2 separate regions of the Mus musculus genome follow, and region 1 is linked to region 2. Evidence: chromatin contacts called from ENCODE POLR2A ChIA-PET data. All regions are on one chromosome and are shown on one strand. Each heading gives the region's core, a stretch centred on a gene start or an enhancer-like site at or near the end of the contact. The rest is flanking DNA. Distances are from core to core; before and after follow the strand shown. Region 1 holds the start of Vmp1 (vacuole membrane protein 1). Region 2 holds the start of Rps6kb1 (ribosomal protein S6 kinase, polypeptide 1).

Region 1 (6,329 bases), core at 3,664-6,163, 140 kb before region 2:
TCCCTCCCTCTACAGGGCTCTACTCTACAGTGCCCTGCAATCCAGACAGGCCTTGAATTTACAGTCCTCTGGCCTCAATCTTCCAATGCTGGGATTACAAGAATGAGCAACAAGCCTGGCTTGGATTCCTGTTTGTCATCAGTTTCTTCCTGTAGTGTAGTGTAGTGTAGTGTAGTGTAGTGTCCAAGCATTTGTATGCATGAAGTGACCATTTTTACAGCGCTTAAGTGACACCCTGGGAACTAAGCATGCACAATCTAAGTGGAACTGATGAAAACTCATTTTTTTTTTTTTTTTTTTTTTTTAGTTTTTCGAGACAGGGTTTCTCTGTGTAACCCTGGCTGCCCTGGAACTCACTTTGTAGACCAGGCTGGCTTTGAACTCAGAAATCCACCTGCCTCTGCCTCCCAAGTGCTGGGATTAAAGGCGTGCACCACCACCGCCAGGCTGGAAACTCATATTTTATCAAAAATTTCCCTTTTATTACTCATAAAGACATGTTAATATATGGCAAATATAATAGATTATAAATTACCAAAGATTTTCACTTGAGAATAGCATAGCAGTACAAACTATTTCTTAAAAACATTTCATAGCTGGGTGGTGGCAGTGATACACACCATTAATCCCAGCAGTTGAGCAGATTCCTGAGTTCGAGGCCAGCCTGGTCTACAGAGTGAGTTCCAGGACAGCCAGGGCCACACTGAGAAACCCTGTCAGAAAAACAAAAACAAATAAACCAAAAAAATTCACATACCACGACATTCACACTATCAAATGTAGATTTTTTTAAAAATATTTTTTCAAGATAAGGTTTGTCTTTGTAGCCCTCGGTGTCCTGGAACTAGCTCTGCAGACCAGGCTGACATCAAATTCACAGAGATCCACCTGCCTCTGCCTCCTGTGTGCTGGGATCAAAGGTGTGCACCACTACTGCTTGGAGATATTCATACTTTTAAATTAGACTATTCTGATTTTTTTTGTTTTATTTTGCTTTGTTCTTTGTTTTATGAGATGGTTTCACTCTATAGCCCAAGCTGACCTCGTTTCTGTGTATGTCTCCTGCCTCATACTGCTGGCATGTTGTTGGGTTAATATATCCTTGTCTGTTTCCAGGCAACTAAAGTGCCAACAGTTGAGTCACGATGGGATCCCAGCAAGCTGAGGGGCTTCTGCCCAGCACAGGGAACTTCCCATGACAGAAGTAAATTCTGTAGAGGCAATGGGGGTTGATCCAGGACCTCACCCAGGCTAAACGAGTGTTCTACCACCAAGCTGTATGCCCAGACTTCTTTTTACCTTTTATTTTGAAACAAGGTCTCACTATGAACCAGTCATCTTTCTACCTCTCTTTCTCAAGTAGCTGGAATCACAAGCCTGGCACAAAGCTGCTGAAACAACTAAAACTTATTGACACACAAGTGTATTGGGTAGAGCATTAATCCTCCACTAGATTGTATTCCTATAGTACTTGAGTCAAGCAATGATAGCTTGAGTCCAGGGCTTTTTTCTTTATGATACAGGATTTCATTATGTAAACCAGGCTAACTTCATATTATAATTCCTTTGCCTGAGCCCCGGGCCTCCCTGGCATTGGAGCTACAGGCATGTCCCACCACAGCTGACTCTGCTTTGTTTGATTGTTTATTGTTAAGGTGGCTTTTGAAAGTGGGTCTAACATAGGCCAGCTTAGCTTTGAACTCCCCAGGAAGCCAAAGCTTACCAAACTGCTTATCTTCCTGCCTCCACTTCCCAGGCACTTGTGCTAGGAATCAAACCCTGCATTCATGCATGTCAGACAAATACTCTACCAAATCTTTAATTACAGTTCTTAGTCACTATACAGATAAATACCATAAAACTCATTTATAGATCAGGTAGGCACATGAACTATATAGTTCAAAACCAGGACAAAGTTTATAGTAGAAACTTTAGATGGTTCAGCTATCTATTTAAATCCAAGTGAATTAGTAATTACAAGTGTGTTAGAGTCTGTATATGTGCTTTGATTATTCATAGGGTTATATGATGTAAGTATTAGCTCCCAAAATGAGAGGTCATTTTATAATGCAAAGACACTGATCTGGATGTAGGATTATTTAAAGCATAAATATTTTCTCAGGGATACCAGCCACATGGTTGGTGTGCTGGAGTTCTAAAGACAGTAACAATGAAAAAAAGAAGCAACAAATGATGGTTGTCTGGATTAGACTTGGTTAGAAGCATAGACCTTCCAGAGTGCTGAAATAAATCCCAATGAGTAGATAAAAGCCTGACTTTCCTATTAGATTGGCTAGGAAAATCAGAGAGAAAGAGACACCGAAATGTGTATATAAAGAAAATGCACTTAGCCAGAATATATCTTTAGTGTTTGAAGCAGAAACTAAAAACTGATGCCTCTTATTTTCTTAAAGAAAAATGAAACATCAGATATGAAAATATAACAAAGGTTTGGAATAGCTATTAAGGTGAATAAAGAAGTCTAACAGAACTGTGATGGATTTAGGCCTGGGAAGCCATATTCTAAATGTACGACCGTACAGATTTCCCAAGAAGGATCCACTCCAAGTCTAGGAATAACAGGCCTCTCTGATGGATAAAAAAGGACACCAAGATAGAAAGGAACTGGCAAGGGAATGTTTGAAAGCTATGGTGAGTCTATGTGCGTGTGTGTGTGTGTGTGTGTGTGTGTGTGTGTGTGTGTGTGTGTGTATGTGTGTGTGTGTAGCATAGGTGCATACAATACAGATAAGAATGTGTGGAGGTCAGGACACTTCCTTGGAAATGTGTTCTCTTCTTTCACTATGTGGGCCCCAGGGATTAACTTGAGGTTGTAGGCTTGTCTTCACCTGGTGAGGAGGCAGCTCACTGACCCTCTTCTCTCCCTCTCTGCATGCTTGGGGTAGACTCTATAGTGGTTCTCAACCTTCCTAATGCTGTAACCTCTTATAGAATTCCTCATTTTATAGTGACCCCCAACTAGAAAATTATCTCATTTTACCTCATAACTATAATTTTGCTACATTGTATGCTAGGAAACATAATATAAATATCTGATACACAGAATATTTGATATATGACCCCATATGAAGGGGTCACAACCCACAGGTTGAGAACTACTGCTCTTGCGCCTCCTGCATGTTAGGCAAGGACTCTCTGAGCCTCATCCCTGCCTCTGTTTACACTGCACCTTGCTAAGGTTGCCTGGGCTGCTCTTGCCATGGTCCTTTTGCCTCAGCCTTCCCAGTAGCTGGGATTCTAGCTATGTATCCTGAAACCTAGCTCCCTTTTCATAATCTTTTCAAAGTAAACATTGTCTGCCCATTTTAATGAAGAAAGCATTCAAAATCCAAAACAAAAGATGGGGGAACAGAGAACCTAAGACCAAGAGAAGTTAAATACAACAAATGTTTGATAGCTGCCTGCCAGGTAGAATTAGGAGTCCTCACAATTTCTAGGTTGTAAAATAAGCAAATCAGATTTGGGGAAAGTTAACGTCTCTACATAGCGTCTATTACAGGATGGGTAATATACTATTCTATCCAAACTGCTAAAGAACCAGACAGGCTGTCATTGCTACCACAGTTCTTTCTTTTTGTGTTTCATTCTTGAGTTTTGTGCACCACTCCCTGCTGACTTTTAAAACTTTAAACCTTCCTCTGAGTTATTTAACTCAACTTCCACCCACTGCTCACCTGACCTTTCTCACAGTTTGCAGTCTCCTAAGCAAAACTACCTATTTGCCTGGAAATATGGATAATATTACACACACGTACATAGTTGGCCCTTCTGTCTGTCCCTATGCTGTCCAATGTGGTAGAGATTAGTGTCACAGAGCAACATATGGCTAAATATTCTTGATCTGCCTTTTCCTGGAAACGGCAACTATGCCTTTGTTTCCAAAGGCTATTACTGACCACCTTGCAACCATGTCTTACTTCAGAGGGTTGTTATGACCAACTTATGTTCACTTTCCGCTGCTATTAACACTGTTTATATGCCAAATCCCCCATTTGGAAACCAATACTCCTGAACTATAAAAATCCTTATTTTCCCCATGTCCAGTGCTGATCTCTTGAACACTGCCTTTTGGGAGAAATAGTCCGTGTAAACGAATAATAATAATAAAAAGTTTGCTTTAATTAATCTGGCCATGATTTGGGTCAGTGGTCTTCCACTTCGAATCCATGAGATTAACAATAGCTTCAGAGTAGAGCGCTTTGCTCACCATGCACAACGTGCATGCACCGCAATACCAATAAATAAAAATACTTTTGAATCCATCTTTAGAATTCTTTTCCTTTTCCAAGCTGGGCTCAACAATTCGAAGACGGATATTTAAAATGTATAGTGTGAGGCCTGTTCTCCATTTTTTTCACGCTAGGGTAGCGTATCAATGCCACCTCTAAGAGGAGGTGTTGCCAGCGACTAAAATTCTGGGTTCTATCTTGGCTTCTTCCAAAGGTTTGCAGAGTAGGCAAGGCAGGCAGCAGCCACGGGGCGGAAGACAATTTATGAAGTAGCTAGGGGGAGGCCGACCGTGGGGTAAGATGATAAGATGCTTTTCAGTAGAGCCATTAAGAACTACACTCCTCTGCACCGTCCTAGAAGGAGTCGAGACTTACCTGGAGCTCGTCTCGCTCACCTCGCAGGTCTCCAAGCCAGAACAAGGAACACGCTTCGCGCGCGCCACCTACTCCTTCCGGGTTTCCTGAAAAACTAGTTCCGGATCAGAAACTACGAAGCGCAGTCATCCTTCTTCTTGTCACACCCACAGAGCCCGAACCGAGAAAGCCGAACCGAAATCCCGCGAGGAACCTCCCGGTGGCCGAAAGGAGGGGGTGGGGGTGGGGGAACGTTTCTCTTTTGGAGGCGGGCTCCTTAAAGGAGCCGGACCGGAAGTGACGCGAGCGAGTTCCGGTTGGCTGGAGCCCAGCGGCGGGTGTGAGAGTCGGTGTTGTGAGCCGCTTCCAGGATCCTGCGATCCGGAGAAGCCGGGGTCTGAGCGGGTAGGTGAGCGAAAGCGGGGAGTCCGGAGCCCAAGCCGAGCTTTCCCACAGCTCGGCCGCTTCCGCAGCTCCCGCACTTGGGTGATGCAGACGCAGAACACGCTGGTTTCCACTTGAGATGGCTCAGGTCACTGCTGACTGGCTGTGTCAGCTGGCGGTGGCCAGGTTATGTGGGACACCTCTCCGCGCTTGGTTACCGGGACATTGAACCCAGACACTCGCGACAGTTCGTTCCAGACCTGGAAGCCGGCTTTGGCTTTCTCAGAGAACCTCACTCCCGAGCTGTCCAGAGCCTTGGGTTAAATGAAGAGGGTCTTCGCTGCTGCTGATTCTCAGGACCTTTCAATGGGTTTTTCTCCTCCCGGGCCACTAGCGCAGTATGCTAAGTATATCTCCGAGAAACGAAGGTATTCGGGTGTACCGACAGTGCAGAGTAGTCAAAGGAAGGGGTCATTACCTCTCAGAGTTATTGCTGTGGACCCACTCAGCTTTTCCTAGGACTGTCATTTAAAAAAAAAAAAAAAAAAAAAAAAAAGAGGGCTCTCCGCTTTTTCCAAAACCTTGATCCCCAACATTTTTATTTCCCCGCAGTGGAAGTACTTGCAGCAAGATAGGGACTTAAAGGTCTTTACGATTCCAAACAGTGTATGGGCTTAGCGGGTTAGGCAGCTATGGGTTGCTTATGACCTCCAGTTGATTTTATGTAAACATCTTTTGCTTTTCTACTCCAGCAAAGAATCCAGGAATGCATAGATCGGCTGTGTATGTGTCTATTGGCAATGTCATTCCTTACCTTTCAGTTCTTTCTTGACGCTTGTGAGAGGTTTCGTAGACAGATTGATCATTTAGAGAACCTTTTCCAGTGTTTCTCTTGGCCTAATGAAGAATTTAATTCCAACTGTTTTAGTTCATTTTTTGAGATGGGGTTTCTCTGTGTAGCCCCGGCTGTTCTGGAACTTGCTCTGTAGACCAGGTCCACCTGCCTCTGCCTCCCGAGTGCTGGGTCCGGCTATATTCCAGCTGTTATTGTCTGAGAATTGTGTTGTCCTTGGGTCTGATTTTAGGGAAGAAGCTTATTTACTACGCTGTATTTTTGTATTGGAGGTGATGTTTTTGTTGACCTTTGGGAGAAAGATGCTGGCGTACCAGACACATGATCAGTTGGAGTAGATGCAAAGTGATTCTGAAGTGGGAATCTCTTCTGCTTAACTTATTTGCCTAGGTTATCTAAAACACAGATGCATTTTAAGGGGTTTATCCTTGGATACATTTAACAATACAATTAAATCCCTGAGGCACGCATTCCAGAAGAAAATAGCC
Region 2 (5,998 bases), core at 876-3,375:
ATGTATGTGTGTGGTCCTTGCTTTCTACCAGGTCTGAAGATGGGCCTCTCTTCTGTTGTTTGCAGCTGTGCATTAGACTAGCTGACCCATGATTCTAGGGAATATCCTGTCTCCACTCCCCATCTTTCCATAGGAGTGTTGGGATGTGCTAACACATCTGGTTTAACATGGGTTCTGGAGATTCATATTCAGACCCTCAGGCTTGCATTGCGAGTACTTTGTCCCTGAGCCATCTTCCCCAGTCCTCTGAACTAGAATCCCGATTCTCAGATGGTGAGACCTCAGTGAAATTTTGGAATAACACACCTTTTTCCTCAAATTTCCTGTCCCCATCTAAGAATCTAGTCATTTCAAGAAATTCCCTCACTCTATAATTTGGGGGATTTAGGGTTCACTGGCCCAAATTCATTCACATACAATTCAATGGTTTCCAAAATATGATTCACATTCACTGTTGTCCCAAGTACACTTTTAAAAGAAAACAAATAAACCATAACAAAAGTGTTGGTTGTGGGGGCTGTGTAGCCACGGGGACCGGAGCCTAGAAGCAGCACCCACATAGCAAGCCAGGAGTCCTGTGCAGGCCTGTAGTTACAGAGGCAAGTCCAGTGCGGACAGAAGGACCACTGTGGATAGCTTCCACTTGGTTGAGAAAACTCAGCCCCAAGTTCAGAGAGAGAGAGAGAGAGAGGGAGAGAGAGAGAGAGAGCTGGATGCCCTCATCTCCTGTGCATTTGCATAAGTGCTCACATTCACACACATGTGCATATATACTCACACACATAAATAATCTAAAGGAAATATGATCCTGAAGGAATTCTTTGTATACATTTCACACTACATGGACATCAGAAGTTAGCTCAACAATAGAACATTCAATAACATTAATTTTCTGTTTTCTCACCAACCGTCTTCTGGCCCGGAAAGCACAGTTAAGATCAATAAGCCCAGTCATGGTGGCTATACCTTTAATTCCAGTACTCAAGAGACAGAGGTAGGCAGATCTCTGAGTTTGAGGACACAGAGAGTTCCAGGACAGCCAGGGCCACATAAAGAAATCCTGTCTCTGAAAACCAAAAACCAAACCAACTAGCATAAAGTTGGATCCAGGCATAGTGGTGCAAGCCTTTCAACCCAACAACACTTGGGAGGCTGAGGCAGACCGATCTCTGTGAGTTTGCACCTACACAGTGCGTTCCAGGACAGCCAGAGCTACATAGCGAGATCGTGTCTCGGAAAGAAAAGAAAGAAAAACAAAGTTGGAGCTTAGAGAAAGACCAGATAAAATATGAAACTAAATCTTTATTATTTTTAAACGACGTTGTTTGTTTTTAGACAACATCTCTCTATGTAGCCCAGTTACGCCTGAAACTGTCTAATTAGTCTGGGCTGACTTGAAACACATGATCCTTCTGCCTCAGCCTCTCGGAGAACAGGGACTATTTTAAAAAGAGTATTTTTGATAAGTGCTTCACATCAAGTCTATGTAGCCCCGGAAAGGAGCAGAGGCTTGTGAACCAGATTTTCAACTTAACGTCTAAGACTGCATTGTAGGTAATTCTATTCTCACTTTACAGTTAAGGAAATTGAGTTACCGAAGGGTTATGTAACTTTTCCAAGCCACTGAATTAGCAAATAGCAAAGACAAGAGTCTCTCTTTGCCTTTCTTCCCTATCAGCTCCCCGGTAACCCCACACTCACTGACAGCTCTGCGACCGGCAGTTTCAGTTCGGTTCAAACTTCAGAAGACCAACCCTCTCACTACGCGCATGCTCACTTTCAATACTTTAAAAAAAAAAACTACTTAGAACAAATAAATGCGCTCGCTCCTTATGCGAAGAGCTCTGCTGAGGGCTTGTCTTTTTTCGACCCTCGTTTCCCTTCTTCTATTTAGGAAGGCTAATCACGCATGTTCAATTTCAATTTATCAACTTCAGATATGGTACGCATGCTCCGTGTCCGGCAAACGCCTTAGACAGAAACGCGCAAGCTGTACTTTCCCGGCTTGGCTTCGGACGGTGTTCTGCGCATGCTCCTGCCAGTACCTGGCCCCGGGAGCTAATGCTACGCATGTCCGCTGCCCACTGTATGGCTTCAGAAGACTTTGTACGCATGCGCCGGAGCTGAACTTGAGGAGCCAGTCTGGGGCCTAGGCGCAGACGCATTGAGCTTAAGCAGCCGGTGATGGCGGCAGCAGCCGTGGAGTCTGCGGCGGGTCCGGGCCCATGAGGCGACGACGGAGGCGGGACGGCTTTTACCTAGCGCCTGACTTCCGACACAGGGAAGCTGAGGACATGGCAGGAGTGTTTGACATAGACCTGGACCAGCCAGAAGATGCAGGCTCTGAGGATGAGCTGGAGGAGGGGGTGAGGCCCGGGGTCCCCGGGGTATGGGCGGCGGGGTGGGGGGGCAGCGGCGAGGTGACAGGGCCGGGGTGGCGGCGTGGGCCCGGGAAGCCTGGTGTGCCCGAGGGCGTGGAGACCCGGGGGGGACGCGAGCGGTCTCCGGGAGGAGCTGAGGCGCCGCGCGGCCGAGTCGGGGAGCGGGCGGGCGGGCGGACGGACCTGGCCCTAGGTGTGAGGCCTCTGCGGGGCGCGCAGGTGCAGGGCTCGCCCTGATCCCTAGCTGAGCGCTGCCCCGGAGCAATGTGTTTCTGGAGCGCCGAGGAGAAAAGGCGCGCGGTCGGCTTCTGGAGCTGTGGGGCTTGAGTGCGGCCCGGGTGGTGTGAGCGTGTGCTGGGGGTGGGGAGGGCCGATCTTGTTGGGGTGTCCCCCTTAGTGCAGGTGAGATGCGGAAGGGTTTCCCTGTGGAGTGTAAGATTGCAAGCCTTAAATCTTCAGACTCCCCACAACCACCTCTCTTCTCGGCCTGTCGCTTCTCTCCTAGGAAGCGCTCAGCTGTTAGAAGTGACAGCTGAAAACTTCTGTCGGGAGTAGCACTGCTGTGACAGCCACCAGGAGTTTTATTTCGGGAGCAAGGGGGCTCTGCTGCATCTTCCAGGGTTTGTTTGTTTGCCTTTTATTTTTAACCCCCCTTCCGTGTGACTTTTTAAAGGAAAAAAAAACCCCCATTCATAACGACACACGGCATTTGTAAGTTAATTCCCTTCAAGTTGAAGATGTCTATATTTTTTTTTCAGAATAATTTATGTAATTGTAGGGTGGGAAAAAAAGCGTTGACAGCTGTGATTTGTCTCGCCAAAAATAAATTGCTTGAACCGAGACTTGTGAATAGTGGTGTGAGGGTTTTCCTTGCTGAAGTTTAAATTTAGAGTCGCTTTTCTAGTGCACATCTTGGCTTTACCTTTGCTGTCCTAGTAGTTTGTTATTTATGTATACCATTTTTTCTACAGTAATACTTACTGAAACGTACATATTTTACACCAAGGGTTAAAAAAATACATCAAACTAAATAACCAATCTTGGACAAATGTCATCAGTAATAACCTCCTAGTGACTTTAAATGTCTTTAAGTCATCTGTAGAAGAATATGGGTTTATGGCTGATGTTAGATAGTTGCTGTATTTACATGGGGTCTCCTTCTCACCCCCAGTTTTCCTTTAGTGAATAAATTGTGCCCTTCTGGCAAACTATTGAAATGCTATGTATAAAGGACTTTGAACACTTTAGGAAATTAAGTGGGCCCACATAGATTATTCTTTTCATAATCAAGTGAGTCTCAGTTAGAATTTCAGAGTTCTAAATGTGGGTATTACACGCACTTTTTAATTTCATGTTTTCATGTGGAATTCCACTTAGCCTTTTAATCAGATGTGGTGAGTTCTAAATTTGAAGCACACACAGGATTACTTTAATTATAAATGTGATCCACTGTTCAGTTATATTGGTTCCATATGGCAGTGGTTTTGGAGTAGAGCCAGAGAGAAAACTGGTAAGGAGCACTTCTGTGAGTACTGTGATTAGTTGCTGGTGGAATTTTCAGTCTGGGTTTATCATCCTTGGAGAGTACAGTAGTGCATTACAGTTCTTGGTATGAACTGGATGGAGCCTTATTTCTTTTTCTCTCTCTCAGTGTGCTTCAGGAACAGTAGGTGCTTGAGTGTTGGCCTACTCTTGGGCTTTTGTTTTGCAGGAAGGATTCTGAAAGGATGTTGAGGAGGGGGACAGGAAAAGTGGATCAGAGGATGAAATGTGACCACAACCATAGGGGCAGGAATTTAGGAGGAAGAGCAGAAGTAATCCAAGAGGATTTTGAAGAAGATACTTTTAGAGTTGAAATGTTTCTCTTCAGTGTGTCCTTTTAAAAAACAAAAAACAAAACCCCCAAAACCTTGTGTCACTGTGTAGCCGGGTGGCGGTGGCTTCAAATTCAAATGTGATTTTGCATTTGCAAATTCCTCTGCATCAGGTTTTTGAGTGCCAAGAATATAGTGGTGTGTACTGCCAGACCTTGAGTATATTACTAAGAGATGTCCTAATGTCTCAAGGTGGATAAAGGAAGACTTGAGATGGCGCTGGGTCAGCTACCTAAAGAGAGTCTAGATTACTCTGGGGAAAAAAGTTGTAAAAATCTGAAGTCTTAGAAAATCTTATGTCTCCTATGGTGAATGTACAACTTCTAGTTTGTTATGTAATCCGTTGGTACATGCCAGAATTGCCTCAGTTCTTTCTAAGTAAGGGAACTGAGGCTTAAGCCAGAGAGAGACCTGTTTCCTCTGACTGAGTTCATCAGATTATATTGTATAGATTTAAATGTCTTCAACCAGAGATAGCCCAGTGGGCAAAAGAAACTTGGCTATTGGAAGCTCTGAGCCTGAAGACTTGAGCTGGACAGATTTGATTGAGATGGCCTACACTGTGTTGATCATCCTAGCCTTCACCGTGTGGTTCTCCTTGATCCTCTTGCCTCTGTCTCCTGAGTGATATAGGTTTACATCCCCAAATCCAGCTTGCACATGGACTTTTTTTCTTCCATATTTATTTATTTTGATGGGGGAGGTGTGCAATAGCACGTGTGTAGGGGTCAGAGGACAACTTGGGAGAGTTGTGAGGAAGCTAAGGATAAAATTAGGTCCTCAGATTTGGCAGCAAGGGCCTTTACCAGCTGAGCCATTTTGTTGGCCCCATGCATAGATTCTTTTTCAAATTATTACTGCATTTATTTATTTATTTATTTATTTATTTATTTATGTGTATGAATGTGTATGTGCACGTGCATGTGTGTGTGCATGTGTGCTTGCATAATGCCATAGTACAGCATTGGGGGTAAGGTGACAACTTTGGTCGTTGGTTCTCTCTTTCCACCAGAAGAGTGAACTCAGGACATCAGAATTGGTGACAAGGTCCTTTATTCACAGAGCCACCTCACAGCACTGCATAGATTCTTGATTGCATTTATTAGCCTCATTCACAGTGTCTCTATTTGTATGTCAGATTGAATTCAGTAAAAAGAAAAATAGTGAATGCAGATCTCTTCGGTCATACTCATTAACTATGGGATCTAGAGTAAGTTGATTTTGTTTTCTTCTTTGTAAAGTGAGGGTCAAATGAAATAAAATTTAAAGATTTCTCAAAATACCCTGGCTTACTGGACATTTTGCTGGTTCACAGACTGTACGTTGTCAGAACCAGCCATTGCTGTGTCCAAGTCATTTTACCATTAGCTGTGCATAGCCACTCAATAGCAAGTCCAAGTATCCGCAGCTACTGTGGTTTTAGAATTAATCGTCTTTTATTCGTTTGTCATTGATCACACAAATAATACCTTTGTGAGTATTTTGTACTGGAATCTATATTAGTAAGTATAGGCATTTATGTAGTTAATTTTTTTGTTGTTGTTGGGTTTTGTTTGTTTGTTTTTTGTTTTTTCGAGACAGGGTTTCTCTGTATAGCTCTGGCTGTCCTGGAACTCACTCTGTAGACCAGGCTGGCCTCGAACTCAGAAATCTGCCTGCCTCTGCCTCCCGAGTGCTCGGATTAAAGGCGCGCGCCACCATGCCCGGCTAGTTAATTCTTTAGTCAGTAAATGATGAAACTAA

The links. ChIA-PET counts read pairs that join two places held with the same protein, here RNA polymerase II (POLR2A).
Region 1: POLR2A ChIA-PET joins it to region 2 with 19 read pairs in Patski. The contact joins the promoter of Vmp1 here to the promoter of Rps6kb1 in region 2. POLR2A ChIA-PET finds 5 or more read pairs at or near these places in 3 of 5 experiments (Patski and embryonic stem cell).

Annotation. Positions count from the first base shown.
Region 1 is chr11:86,682,420-86,688,748 of GRCm38, reverse strand. It overlaps Vmp1 (vacuole membrane protein 1), which reads left to right and starts at 4,913. Exons shown (of 12, transcript NM_029478.6): 1 at 4,913-5,009. It overlaps Ptrh2 (peptidyl-tRNA hydrolase 2), which reads right to left and starts at 4,675. Exons shown (of 2, transcript NM_001098810.3): 1 at 4,626-4,675.
Region 2 is chr11:86,540,934-86,546,931 of GRCm38, reverse strand. Rps6kb1 (ribosomal protein S6 kinase, polypeptide 1) reads left to right here and starts at 2,125. Exons shown (of 15, transcript NM_001114334.2): 1 at 2,125-2,366. The coding sequence starts at 2,226. Tubd1 (tubulin, delta 1) reads right to left here and starts at 1,941. Exons shown (of 9, transcript NM_019756.3): 1 at 1,702-1,941.